Regions from separate parts of the Homo sapiens genome. Here region 2 is linked to region 1. Evidence: chromatin contacts called from ENCODE POLR2A ChIA-PET data. All regions are on one chromosome and are shown on one strand. The core of a region is the stretch at or near the end of the contact, and the rest is flanking DNA. Distances in the headings are between cores, read along the strand shown.

Region 1 (4,352 bases), core at 1,708-4,207:
AAACCTTCTGTTAACAGAGAATAGAAATTGGAGTTGTTCTCCTGCTTTATTTATGGACCAAACTTTTTATGTTTTGAGTATTTTTGGGTATAGTTGGGTATAATTAAGTGTGGTCTGACCAATCAATTCTGTGTTTAAATTTCATCATTAGTGAGAACCCAAGAGATTCCCAGGCTTTTTTTTTTTTTTTTTTTTTTTTTTTTTAACATGGCTATGATTGGTTATATGAGTTTGTGAAATTACAAACCTAATTTCTGGGTGGTGTCAAAGATGGGATTACCTGAAACGGATTCCCACGTTGCTTTGTGATTTGGTGATTATGGTTCTTGACTTCTCTAAGAGAGGAATAAAAGTGCCACACTCACTAATGACCAAATTGGTCAGTTCCACTCATATGCCCCCTATAGCCTCTTTACCATCTAGCCTTTCCAGAGTTAACCTATTGTAAAATTAGATTGTAAAAATGGACAGAGTGGCCACCACTCTGGGATAAGGGTGAAGGACTCATGGTGTCATCCCCACTAAATACTCCAGTGGAAATTATCACTTAATTATTTGTGATATCACCCAGCTCCCCAAAGAGCTGGCCTTCCTTTTCAGCCCCAGTTATCTTTTGGAAGTGTAACTCTTTCAGTTTGATTGTCCTGGGAACACATGCAGTTTTCTCTTGATGGGGAAACCCCTCTCTGAAGGTCTGCGTTTTAAGTGGCAGAGATGCAAAAACAGCCTTCTAGACAGAGTTTCTAATTGAATTCTCCTCTATACCGTTATCCATAAACTGAGTAATGCATCCAAGGAAGAAGAGAGGATGAGAGAGGTCAGGAAGTTTAGATTCCAGTAAAATTTAAATAGCCACTGAATTTGCCATAGCAAAACATGAGCTATGATTCTGTTAGTACACAGGAAAAGTCAATTAGGTGAACTGATTTTTTATGGTGTTGGGAATATTATAATTCAGGGATTCTTAACCTATAGCTTAACCTATAGGCAATTTAAGACTAGATTTCAGGGGTAGGGCAGTGAAACTTCTAAAATTGCTGTAACATTTTTTATTAAGTCATAGGCAGTTTCCTAGGGAGAGGCTTTTATCAAATTCTCAGAAGGGTCCACTGCCATAAAAGATTAAGGAACCACTGCATTCTATCATCATAATTTTTTGTCTTCTTTCAAAAGTTGATATTCTGGTTTTTTTTATGCAGAAAAGACAAAAGCATGTACAACTCTGATATTTCATGATCTTTAATTTCTTCCCCCTCCTGGATGTCCTATAATAAATGTACAGGAAAGAAATATAAAACGCTATCCAAACTCAGTTAATAGCTCTGAGAAATGCACACTCAGAGTGCTTTAAAATCAGGTTACAAATATCATTTTCAATTTGCTGGGGAGAAAATAGGAAGAGTCCCTTGGAATACAGAATAAATTCATTCTATGTACATTATCAGTGTTGGTTCATTATATTCTCATTGGCCCACAACTCAACACATCTTTAAGAAGCAAAAGTGCATACACTCTCCCTTACTGACAATATTTAGGGGAAGACCACATACTTTGTGAACTACTGTGAGTTGAGTTCTTGTAGTCAAAGCAGTAGTAGGTGGAGCTTCATTCTCTGGTATTAAAATCCTAAAAGTGAGTAGTGTTATTAATTGGGGGCACTTTTGAGATTTGATTAAGAAATTTACTGCTCTTGTGGGTTGTTTCCTCCCTTGTGGGATGTTCTGGATGAATGTCAAGGTCTAGCCCCGGCAGATTCCAGAAAGCTTGTCCATCTAAATTTGCTGTTAAGCCATGGGAACTTTTCTATTGCAGTCTTTGGGTCATGGTAACGTGTAAAGCCTAGAGTTTGTTGAAGGGCACTTTTCTCTCTCTAAAATTCTCCATTCCTCACAACTGGTTTTTATTATTCCGTGACATGCTGGGAGTGTTGCTATGACTGTTTGAGAAGTATGGGCAGATATATTGCTGGCTGGCTTCTTACAGGAAGAGTTTCCCATGATGGTAAGTCTGGCTGTAAATTTCAAGCAGCATTGCCACTTCCACCTCAAGCTTATCAAGACTCTTAGCCTTCCTTCACCATGAAGAATCCAGGATCTTATCACCTGAAGCTATTGAGATAATGTGACATTCAGTGGATGCAGAGACTTCCAGAGCACAGTTCCCTACTTGGCAGCTAGTAGGGAAACATGGAATTCATTATAGAACAAGCTAAGCAGTTGTAAATTGAAATATGGCAGCAATAACTACCTTTCTACTCAGTGACTCTGAAAGACTTTGATTATCTACCTACCTACCTACCTACCTACCTACCTACCTACTACCTCTCTGTCTTTTTGGTTTGCTACTTTATAGCAAAATGATAGTGTTCTGGAAAGACCCGAATTCTGGTCCCAGGTCCTGTAAGTCAGAGCTGTTGAACCTTAAGATAGTCCTGTAGCCTCCCTGGACTTTGTTTTTCTTATCTGTAAAAGGAACATAATAGTATGTGCTTTGCTGACTTAATATAGTCAGAGTGAGGAGGAAATGAGACCTCAAATTTGATATCACTGAGAAGCAGTTTTTTTTTTTTTTTTTGGAGATGGAGTCTCGCTCTTGTCACCCAGGCGGGAGAGCAGTGGTGTGATCTTGGATCACTGCAACCTCTGCCTTTGGGTTCAAGTGATTCTCCTGCCTCAGCCTCCTAAGTAGCTGGGATTACAGGCACCTGCCACCATGCCTGGCTAATTTTTGTATTTTTAGTAGAGACGGGGTTTCACCATGTTGCCCAGGCTGGTCTCAAACTTCCAACTTCAAGTGATCCGCCCACCTTGGCCTCCCAATGTGCTGGGATTTCAGCTGTGAGGCACTGTGCCCAGCCCACTGAGAAGCATTTTAAAGCCAAATGATGATTGCCATTTTCCTTGATAGAAATTCTCCCAACATTTTAGTGTCTCACAGTTCTGGCTTTGCAGTCAGGCAGGGCTGGGTGAGAACCCTGACTACACCACTTACTCATCCATGATCTCAAAGGAGCCACTTGTGTAATCTTAGCTCCATCTTCCTCATCTTTAGAACGGGAGCAGTGATAGATCACACCTACTAGAGCTGAAGTGTGGATTGAGCCAGGTGAGATTCATGAAGTTTGAGCACATGGCTTGTGGGCATGTGCTCAGTCCTCAATGAATGTAAGCTGTTGTCACGCTTTGAGTCCCTCTGCCTATATTGCTAAGAATTAGAACATTCTGAAAACAGATCCGTGCATATGTGCTCTAAGAATGCACAATACACAGGCAAGCTGTCATTTTAAGAGGAAATCATCCAAGGTCTTCTGGTTAGTCCTCAATAATCACCTTCTATTACAATCAGATTAAATCTTCAAGTGGTGGCAGAATGCCAGTTTTTTTTTTTTTTTCCTGCAGTTGTGTTTCCTGTGCCTTCTAGTGGTATTCAAAATACTTCACAATTCAACTCAAGAAATTTAGCACATCTTCAGAATAAATTATTATTGTCATTAGCACATTACCACCCAAGAAAATCTGTACAGGAACAGAATGCCCAGAGTGAGACACTGCATGTTCATCAGCTTGTGGGTGCCATATGTATGGGGATGTTTTTGTTTCGGCTGTTGCTTTTTGTACACCAAAGCTAAAAGCAAGACACACCCAGTGATGTTTGTTGATCTTGTGACTAACAGAGTTAGCAAAGAGCCAATTAAAGCAGTTCAAACAGACAGAAAGATAAAGATGCCAGTGCAGAGAAAAGTCACAGCAGCAATAACCCTTGATAAAAGGGCAAATGGAACCAAGATCTTACCTTTCTTGAGCTTATATATATAAATGTATCTGGCAGTAGAAGCATCCCAAACTTGCATCATGAGTAAAGAGTGATCGAAAGGAAAATCTGTTTTGATTATTTTCACAAAACTTCCTTTTGATGTGCACCGATTTTAATCAACTTTCCTACACAGCTGCAAATTAGTCCTCTAGCTCTCCATCCACTCTATTGCTTTCTTTCCTTATGATTCTTGTTACATTTTAGTTTAGCACATGACAGATCCTTTTTACTTTACAGATTTCCAAAGGTGATAATTTCTTACATTTTACATGACTATGTATACTAAAGATGAAGTACTGCTTTCAAGTACAATTTTAGGTGCCTATATGGCTTCATCCTTTGAATAGCACTCCTTCCTCCTTTTCTATATATATAAAAACTATGTCAGCCTTGAACTCAAACTAAAATTTCTTCCATTAAAGGGTATGTTCATTATTTACTGTAAGATGAATGCCCTATGGATTTTTAAACATAAGCCTGGAAAATAGGAAATAATTCACTCTGGCTTGAAAAGGGTGGAGATTTCTTTGTTTCTTTTT
Region 2 (4,176 bases), core at 811-3,310, 1.2 Mb before region 1:
GCCTCCTGATTTTCAACAACTGCTGCATCTGCTTCTCTCAGACCCCAAAGCAGTTGCTGGGGTGATTTAGGCTGCTCCTATTCCCTTTAAAGAGAAGGGCCGGCTGGGCGCATTGGCTCACGCCTGTAATCTCAGCAGTTTGGGAGGCTGAGGAGGGCAGATCATGAGTTTGAGACCAGCCTTGCCAATATGGTGAAACCCCGTCACTACTGAAAATACAAAAATTAGCCGGGTGTAGTGGTGGGTGCCTGTAGTCCCAGTTACTCAGGAGGCTGAGGCAGGAGAATCACTTGAACGTAGGAGGCGGAGGTTGCAGTGAGCTGAGATCGTGCCACTGCACTCCAGCCTAGGCAACAGACAAGACTTCGTCTCAAAAAAATAAAAATAAAAAAAAAGAGAGAGAAGGGCCAGGCGAGGTGGCTCATGCCTGTAACCCCAGCACTTTGGGAGGCCGAGGCGGGTGGATCACTTGAGGTCAGGAGTTCAAGACCAGCCTGGCCAACATAGTGAAACCCTGTCTCTACTTTTAAAAATACAAAAATTAGCCAGTGTGGTGGCATGCACCTGTAGTCCCAGCTACTCAGGAAGCTGGGGCAGGAGAACTGCTTGAACCTGGGAGGCGGAGGTTGCAGTGAGCCAAGACCATGCCATCGCACTCTAGCCTGGGCGACAAAGCAAGACTCCATCTCAAAAGAGGAGAGAGCTTGCTTTTTATGGCGGGTCTGCACCCAGCAATGTAGAGCTGTCTGTAGAGGCTTCTAGATATGAAAATGTAAAGGGAAGGAGGCACCATCAGGGCCCCCAGTTGTTGCCCCTTCCCTTGCTTTTCAGATATCACATGATGTACCACAACTGCTGGGTTCTACTTCAGGGCACACTAACCTCAATTCCTTCATTTTTTTTTTTTTTTTTTTTTTTTTTTTGAGGCAGAGTTTCGCTCTTGTTGCCCAGGCTGGAGTGCAATGGCGTGATCTCGGCTCACCGCAACCTCTGCCTCCTAGGTTCAAGCGATTCTCCTGCCTCAGCCTCCCTAGTAGTTGGAATTACAGGCATCAACCACCACGCCTGGCTAATTTTTTTATTTTTGGTAGAGAGGGGGTTTCACCATGTGGGCCAGGCTGGTCTTGAACTCCTGACCTCAGGTGATCCACCCGCCTGAGCCTCCCAAAGTGCTGGGATTACAGATGTAAGCCACCACGCCCGGCCACAATTCCTTTATCTTTTAAGTGGGAAGAATAGTAATACCTGCCACCCAGGCTTGTTGTGAAGGTTAATTAGACTAATAGCTTGCAAAGTGCTTAGACCAATGCCCGGAACATATTAATACCACAATATTAATACCAGGTTTCTCTTTTTTTCCTCATTTAATCCTCATGACTTCCCTTGGAGAAACAGGGGCCATTATTGTTTTGGTTTTATAGAAAAAAAAAAACAGAAGCCTGGAAAGATAAAGTGACCTTTTATAGGTCACACAGCTCTAGCGATGGAATTTAAACTAGGTCAGTCTGACTCCAGCTTATTCCTGCTCTACCGTGCAGTTGATTCCAATCACATTCAGTGGACACGCTGGGGACGTTGGTGGTGTGGCCACAGCTCCCATGCTGTCTGTCTGGTGGGCACTGGGTAGTTTGGCTTGCCTGTCACTGTATCCCTGACCCCTACCCCATTCCTGCCAATGGGAAGCCCACACAGCCAGCAGACCAGAAGGAAAAGAAGTGAAACTGTGTTCTGGGAGTAAAAACGGTGGTGATGAAGGGGGAATAAGATCATTTCCACCCTCCTCACTGTAGTGACAATTCTTTGAGCCCTTCGTATGTGGCAGATACTGTGCTCAGGGCTTTGCATGCCAAATGATTTAAGATTCTTATGACTACAAGTAAAGGAACCCCAACTAAATAAGGAAAACCCAACTAACGAACTGGCTCATAGAATTAGGAAGTCAGGAAGTGAATCTGGCTTCAAGCAATGCAAGATGATGTCTACATCATCTTCGTCATCTTGGCTGTATTTCCTTCTAAGAAGTGACTTCATCCACAGATAGACAGGCTCTCTCGGGATTTATATTCTCCCAGCTCAGTAACCCCAGGAAGAAGCAGTCCTTTCCCAAGGCAGGCTCTGGTTGGCTTTCTTGAGGCTTCAGCCCACCCCAGGGACCAATCACTGTTGCCAAAAAGGGGATCTCATGATTGGCTGGGCATGGTCTGTGCCCCTACCCTGTGCCCAGGAAGAGGCCAAGGCTCTGACTGAAAGTCTCAACAGAGTACATGGAATGAATAGCATGGATTCCCAAAGAAAGGAATGCTCCACAGACAAAAGAGTCAATGAGTGAATTTATGACTGTTTCACTATATATGCATTACTTCATGTAATCTGTACTATAATCTTCATTCTGCAGAGGAGGAGAGAGATACAGAGAAACTGTGTCAGAAGGTCACACTTGGCTGGGCGCAGTGGCTCACGCCTGTAATCCCAGCACTTTGGGAGGCTGAGGCAGGCGGATCACTTGAGGTCAGGAGTTCAAGATCAGCTTGACCAAAATGGCAAAACCCTGTCTCTACTAAAAATACAAAAATTAGCCAGGCATGGTGGCAGGCACCTACTTTCCCAGCTACTTGGGAGGCTGAGGCAGGAGAATCACTTGAACCCAGGAGGCGGAGGTTGCAGTGAGCCGAGATTGCGCCACTGCACTCCAGGCTGGGTAAGAGAGTGAGACCCCGTTTCAGAAAATAAATACATAAAATTTTAAAAAATTTTAAATTAAAAAAAAAAAGGGTCACACTCATGCCAGGCACAGTGGCTCATGCCTGTAATCCCAGTACTTTGGGAGGCCAGATTGCCTGAGGCCAGAAGTTCAAGACCAGCCTAGGCAACACAGCAAGACCTTGTCTCTACAAAATAAAGAAATCAGCTGGGCATGGCGGTGCATACCTGTAGTAACAGCTACATGGGACGCTGAGGCAGGAGGATTGCTTGAGCCCAGAAGTTCAAGGCTGCAGTGAGCTATGCTCACACCACTGCACTCCAGCCTCGGCAACAGAGTGAGACTGTGTCCTTCACCCCAACCCCCAGAAAAAAGCCAAAAGGGGAAAAAAAAAAAGGTCACACTCTCAATAATGGCCCAGCAAGGAGTGGAACCTGGGGTTGCCTGGCTCCACAAAGCACCTACTTTTACACATGGTCATTTACTGTCCTCATAGGCTCTGCAGAGCTGAAGGACATGCATGGGAAAAAGGGGTATCTAGGAGGAATTGGGGAGCGGGAGAAGAGAATGAAGATTTTTGCAAAGTATCGCTGGGCCCTGCCTTTAGTGGCCTACAGTAATTTCCAATAGGGAAAGGTCCAAGTGCCCACTGTGGGCATGGAGCTCACCAATACGTATGCTCAGAGGCTCTGCTGTACCCCTTGGCTTGGAACCCTGACTGGGGATCCACCAGCTTGTTTTCTACTCTTTGGACATGAGTCAGGCTTTGCCCGGGGCTCAGGTTTGGGACTGAGCTGTGTTGCTTGCTGTCTGTATGTTCTTACATGTAGGAAGCAGCCCTCATCAAAACCAGCTTGTCAAACAGCATGCCAGCCACCCTGTTCCCTAATAGGGAATCTCTACCCACACCAACTCTACCCCAGCTAATTCCTCTTACAAGCCACAGCCTCTCCCATCCCTTGGATTTGGCACCTCATATTGCTCCTTTGCTTGCCCGGAAAGCTCTTCTTCTACCCTCTCTCCTGCCTGACTCCTCATCCTGTGGAATTCAGCTCAAAGGTCACTTCTTTCATGAAGCACCTATGTCATGCCTACTGCCTCCCCCTGGTCTACAGGCTGCTTCTCGGTACTTACCTCTAATATAGCACTAATCACTTTCTGATGAAATTTTTTTTACTGGTCTGTTTTCCTCACCAAAATCTAAGATCTCTGAGGATAAGAACTTCATCTTTGAAAACAGTTGGTGTTCCATACATTTGCATTGAATTGACAGATGAATGAAGGACACTACTAGGACCCATGGCATTCTCTTTGCGGGTTTGTGCTCTAGAAATCAAGTTTCCCTAGGGTATATGCTGTTGTCAGAGGCATTCAAACCAGAGCGACTCCATCTTGAACAGGAGCTGAGTAAAATAATGCTGAGACCTACTGGGCTGCATTCCCAAAAAGTTAAGGCATCCTTAGTCACGCGTTGA

The links. ChIA-PET counts read pairs that join two places held with the same protein, here RNA polymerase II (POLR2A).
Region 2: POLR2A ChIA-PET joins it to region 1 with 13 read pairs in activated T-cell. The contact joins two enhancer-like sites. POLR2A ChIA-PET finds 5 or more read pairs at or near these places in 2 of 52 experiments (MCF 10A and activated T-cell).

The regions. Positions count from the first base shown.
Region 1 is chr5:159,002,500-159,006,851 of GRCh38, reverse strand. The region is part of intron 6 of EBF1 (EBF transcription factor 1); the gene reads left to right. Among named protein-coding and RNA genes, the nearest start is that of EBF1, 95 kb to the left of the region's middle. Within about 2 kb of position 2,957, at least 2 of the 41 ENCODE cell types and tissues checked have a DNase peak (open chromatin) inside an H3K27ac peak, as active enhancers do.
Region 2 is chr5:160,167,380-160,171,555 of GRCh38, reverse strand. No RefSeq gene overlaps it. Among named protein-coding and RNA genes, the nearest start is that of FABP6-AS1, 41 kb to the left of the region's middle. Within about 2 kb of position 2,060, at least 7 of the 41 ENCODE cell types and tissues checked have a DNase peak (open chromatin) inside an H3K27ac peak, as active enhancers do.